2 separate regions of the Homo sapiens genome follow, and region 2 is linked to region 1. A link is a loop called in an ENCODE intact Hi-C map of the cell type or tissue named here. Cell type or tissue: dorsolateral prefrontal cortex. All regions are shown on one strand.

Region 1 (2,500 bases):
CTCTGGAAAGCAGGAGATTTCAAGTGGCCCCTGAAGCTGCTCTGTTTAATTTCTCACATGCTCCTGGGGATTCTCAGTTTTCCACTACCTAGGATAGGATTGAGGCTGAACAGAGAAGTCAGCACACGGTAGATTGTCAATAAATATTTTTTCAGGGACTAGATGGTACTATTTAGGTTTGTGCAAAAGTAATTGCAATTCTCTAATGACCAGTGATGATGAGCTTTTTTTTCATATGTTTATTGCTTGCATAAACTATAGTGAGATACCGTATCATGCCAATTAGAAGGGCTGTCATTAAAAAGTCAGGAAACTGGATGCTGGAGAAGAAGAGGAGAAATAGGAATGCTCTTACACTGTTGGTAGGAGTGTAAATTAGTTCAAGCGTTGTGGAAGACAGTGTGGCATTCCTCAAGGATCTGGAACCAGAAATACTATTTGACCCAGCAATCCCATTACTGGGTGTATACCCAAAGGATTATAAATCATTCTACTATAAAGACACATGCATACTCATGTTTACTGTAGCACTATTCATAGTAGCAAAGACTTGGAACCCACCCAAATGCCCATCAATGATAGACTGGATAAAGAAAATGTGGCACATATATACCGTGGAATACTATTTAGCCATAAAAAAGAATGAGTTCATGTCCTGTGCAGGGACATGGACGGAGCTGGAAACCATCATTCTCAGCAAACTATCACAGGAACAGAAAACCAAACATCTCATGTTCTCACTCATTAGTGGGAGTTGAACAGTGAGAACACATGGACACAGGGAGGGGAACATCACACACTGGGGCCTGTCAGAGGGTTGGGGTGCAAGGGTAGGGATAGCATTAGGACAAATAGCTAATGTATGTGGGACTTAAAACCTAGATGACAGGTTGATGGGTGCAGTAAATCACCATGGCACATGTATACCTATGTAACAAACCTGCACATTCTGCACACGTATCCCAGAACTTAAAGTATAAAAAGTATAATAAATTTTTTTAAAAAAAGTAATTGTGGTTTTTGCCATTACTTTTCATGACCAAAACCACAGTTACTTTTGCACCAACATAATATTCCAAATGGAATGTGCCAAATGTTGATTCTAAATATTAATATTCCAAATTGAAGGAAACCCTGAGACAGTATACTTCCATTGTGCCACATTTAACACATGGATTAAGAAATGTGGTTTGTTCTTATGTGCAGAAGTTTTAAATTTTCATGTAGACGCTTCCATCAATTTTTTGTTGCATGTAATTTTTAAATTATCTTTATCTCTGAGCAGCATTTTTCTTCCTGAGATCAAATTAAGCCATTCTGCTCTGTTCTGATTGATTGATTATTGACTATGTTTTACTCTCTCTTCCCTCCTACCTTCATCCCTCCTCCCCATTATAATTTCTAATGCTGGTTTCTATTTACCAAAGACTTACTATAGAGCCAAGTATTGCCCTGAGAATTTTACATCTTATATCATCTACCCACCAGCCCTGCATATTATTATTGTTCTCATAAAAGTTAAGAATTGCTCAAAAGTGTTATGAAATTAAGCAGATGTATTTTTCCAGCCCAAAACCTTTGGTCATAACTATTATGCTATTCTCCCTTATTTGTCGTTGGTTGCTTTTGTTGTTGTTCATTAAAAGATTTTGTACTTTTGGCCAATAGCTCATTTCAAAAATATTGAATTGTTTATTTCTATATCTCTAAACTCTATAATAATATCCTAACATATGGTGTAACTCAGGATGCCATGAGTTGGAACATATAAATCTGAGAGCACAGCTTCCTTCACAGAACACAGCAACTGTCTTTCTTTACATTGTTGCTGTTGAGGAGTTATTTTAAATTACAAGAAATTTGGTATTGTATCTTTCAAGGTAACCTGTTTTTTTTCCCTTTCAGCTTGTTCACAAGTCTCATTTCCTAGCTCCATTTCCTACATACATGCAGGCCCCAAGGTATACTAAGTAAGCAAATTATGTTGGCTGGTAGGTGTTCAGAAGTAATTTTGAACACAAATGATTCCTGTTTTAGCTTGAACACACTAAATGCAAAGATTCTTCAGATGAGAACAGCCTGAGTAATGGCTCACTCAGTAACAGACAATTCTTGCACTATTTGTCTCAAATGTTGACATGGCATTAATGCTGCTATGGAACTAGATTTTTCAAAATATCTGTGACTGAGAACTGGACAAATTATCCTGTTTCAGGTCTTGGTATAGGTGCACTTAAGGGCATGCATCTGTCTTGATGTGTCAAGAAAATGTCCTCTTAAACAAGGTGTGGGAATTCTCACCAGCTGGCTCCAGTAGGTTGTGGGGCAATAAGGAGGGTGGGAGAGATGACTTGGCATGGAAATTGGTGCAAAATCTGCAGTGCTAATAGATAACAGCTGGAGAAGGTAATGAGTCATTTTATGAGGACGAGGTGAGCCGTGTTTGTGCCAGGTCCGGGGACCACAGTGGCAAATGTGGTACAGACGGCAACCTCAGAAT
Region 2 (2,500 bases), 160 kb before region 1:
GACCTGCCCGCCTCAGCCTCCCAAAGTGGTGGGATTACAGGCGTAAGCCACTGTGCCCGGCCAACAGATATTTCTTATAATACTTCAACTATTTTAAAACCAGCACGTAAACAAACATACGAAGACTAAAACCATCTAAAGATCTAAACTGGCCAAATAGAACAAGGAGAAATGTATCTGCATTTCTTTAGGAATTGGGAAAGAAAAAGAGAAATAAAAATCCATGTTTTTAGCTATAAAGTATCAGTTGATATTTCTTTAGGGAGACTAAAACTTTTCAGTTTTCAAGCAAATATTCTGATTCTAAAAAAGGAGTTGGGCTGATAAAATTAAAAATGTGTTGCGTGACTTATGTTGTTTCAGAGGTGATAGAGCCATTTATAGTTTCTAATAAAATCTAAGGGAAAATGCAATTTATTATATCAATACAACCATAACACAAGAAAAGATCATTACTGCCCTATCAGCAACTATAGAAATTGTGACAAACTAAATATGTAAGACCACATCTGAGCTAGAACATCAGTCACTTTTTTTTGAAAACAATATTAATACCAAGTGTTTGATGAATATGGGCAGAATGTTACCAATACTTTTATTAAAGATATTTGATTAACTACAGGTTTTTTTTCTTCCAGATATTTGACCAGTTAAGTGGCTTCTCTATCCATGCTTGGGAAGTCCATTAGTTATGTCTAAATAAATGTATGGGTGCCACTATACCTCCTTCCACAGCCTGATCAATTGATTGGTATGAGCAACAGCAAGTAAACACATTTAATACATCTTCCCTGGGATTAGGGACCATTGTTCCTGACTGTCACTAGCCCCTTGTCCTTCAGTTTCAGTTGCCCCGGGGGTAAGTCTGCCTGTTCCTTTGTGATGTGCAGCGCTGCTGTTTTTAGGCATTAATAGATGCATAACTGAAACCTAATTTTATTTGTCCATTTGCTTAGGACTTATTAGAGTAAGTAACTAAATGAGTCATTCATTTAACTTAAAGTTTTGCCAGAAACGTTACATTTATTATCTAATTTCCTTCTGCCAACCACCTTGGTGGGTAGGCCTCAGCCCTACCTTATAGATATGAAAGTTGAGGTTGAGAAGGTGAATGAATAACTACTGGCAGAGACAGCCTATCCATGCTCGACTCTAAAGCTTTTATTCTTTCCATGTTCTTTCTTTCTATTTCTTTTTGAGACGGTGTCTTGCTCTGTCTCCACTGGAGTGAAGTGGCGCCATCTGCTACCTCTGCCTCTGGGATTCAAGCAAGCAATTCTCCTGCCTCAGCCTCCCGAGTAGCTGGGATTACAGGCACACATGACCATGCCTGGCTAATTTTTGTATTTTTAGTAGAGACAGGGTTTCTCCATGTTGGCCAGGGTGGTCTTGAACTCCTGACCTCAGGTGATCCGCCCACCTCGGCCTCCAAAAATGCTGGATTACAGATATGAGCCACTGTGCCCGGCCCAAAAGCACATATTTTTATGTTAACTCTGCACAAGATAAAACTGTCCTAAATTTTATTCTGAAGTTTTTCAGAATTACGTTTGTAGTTTTGTATTTTTATCTTTATATGTTGTTTAGTGGCATTTCTTCTATTCAGTGTCTTCATCCCATCCTAGAGTTGACAGTTTAGGGAAGCTTCTACTATTAGACATGTTAAAGAAATGATTATTTGAAGTGGGACAATTTAGAGTAATGATCAAGAGGCCAGGCTTTCTGCTCCAGAAGACCTGGTCTGAGCCCTAGTTTCACTGCTTATGTATTGGGTGACTTTAGGCAAATTTCTTATCCTCCTTAAGTGTGAATTTCCCATTTGAAAAACAGGAATAATGGTCATACCTATTGCTTATGGTTATTTATGCATTAATTAATTCAACAAATATGTATTCATCTCCTATAATAAGCCAGATACTCAGCAATGAATTAACCAAGTTGGCTGCCCTGAAACACTTTATATTCTAGCAAGGAAAAACACACAGAAAAACTAATAAATAAATAAGCTTGGTCCGGTAGTGGTAAGGGCTGTATAGACAAATAAAGCAAGGTAGAGAGAGGTGGGTGTGGAGTGGTGGTAGTTGGAGATGGATATTTTTTAGAAGGAGAACTTTCCATTGTAAAGTGACAGTTGAGCAGAAACCTGAAATAAATTTTATTGAGCGAATTAAGAAAAAAACGACACAGAAAACCAAATTGAAGGTACAATGCTTTGTAAGATGGCTGCTGTGGAGAGATGCGAGCCCTTACTGCAGGCTTATTTTAAATCACTAGAATTCGAGCTCCCTAAGGAGGGCACACTTCTGTCTCATTCGTTGGTGCATCACAAGCATGCACAATGCCTGTTAGGTTCTCAGTACAACTAAGCTGTAGCTCTTGGAGTCTGTCTATTTCCTGGTGGGGATAGTAGGAGGAGGGGGTCAGTAGATGGAGAGAAGAAGCTGAGAGTGGAACAGGAATCTCCACGGTAGCAGTCACCTGCTCCACCTCATCAGAATGT

What was found. Hi-C counts contacts between places; a loop is a spot of excess contacts. Peaks named below come from ENCODE experiments on the same cell type or tissue, not always from the same donor. Only the 100,000 strongest peaks of a DNase experiment are listed, where the experiment ranks them.
Region 2: it touches region 1 in a loop (2.3-fold over the local background); 3 of 110 quality-filtered maps call a loop at or near these places.

The regions. Positions count from the first base shown.
Region 1 is chr4:21,593,467-21,595,966 of GRCh38, reverse strand. All of the region lies in intron 1 of KCNIP4 (potassium voltage-gated channel interacting protein 4), which reads left to right. All of the region lies in intron 2 of LOC105374516 (a long non-coding RNA gene), which reads right to left. Among named protein-coding and RNA genes, the nearest start is that of MIR7978, 130 kb to the right of the region's middle. In dorsolateral prefrontal cortex, no CTCF peak of the experiment used is centred here; no DNase peak of the experiment used is centred here; H3K27ac peaks cover 589 bases.
Region 2 is chr4:21,753,836-21,756,335 of GRCh38, reverse strand. The region is part of intron 1 of KCNIP4 (potassium voltage-gated channel interacting protein 4); the gene reads left to right. Among named protein-coding and RNA genes, the nearest start is that of KCNIP4-IT1, 98 kb to the left of the region's middle. In dorsolateral prefrontal cortex, no CTCF peak of the experiment used is centred here; no DNase peak of the experiment used is centred here.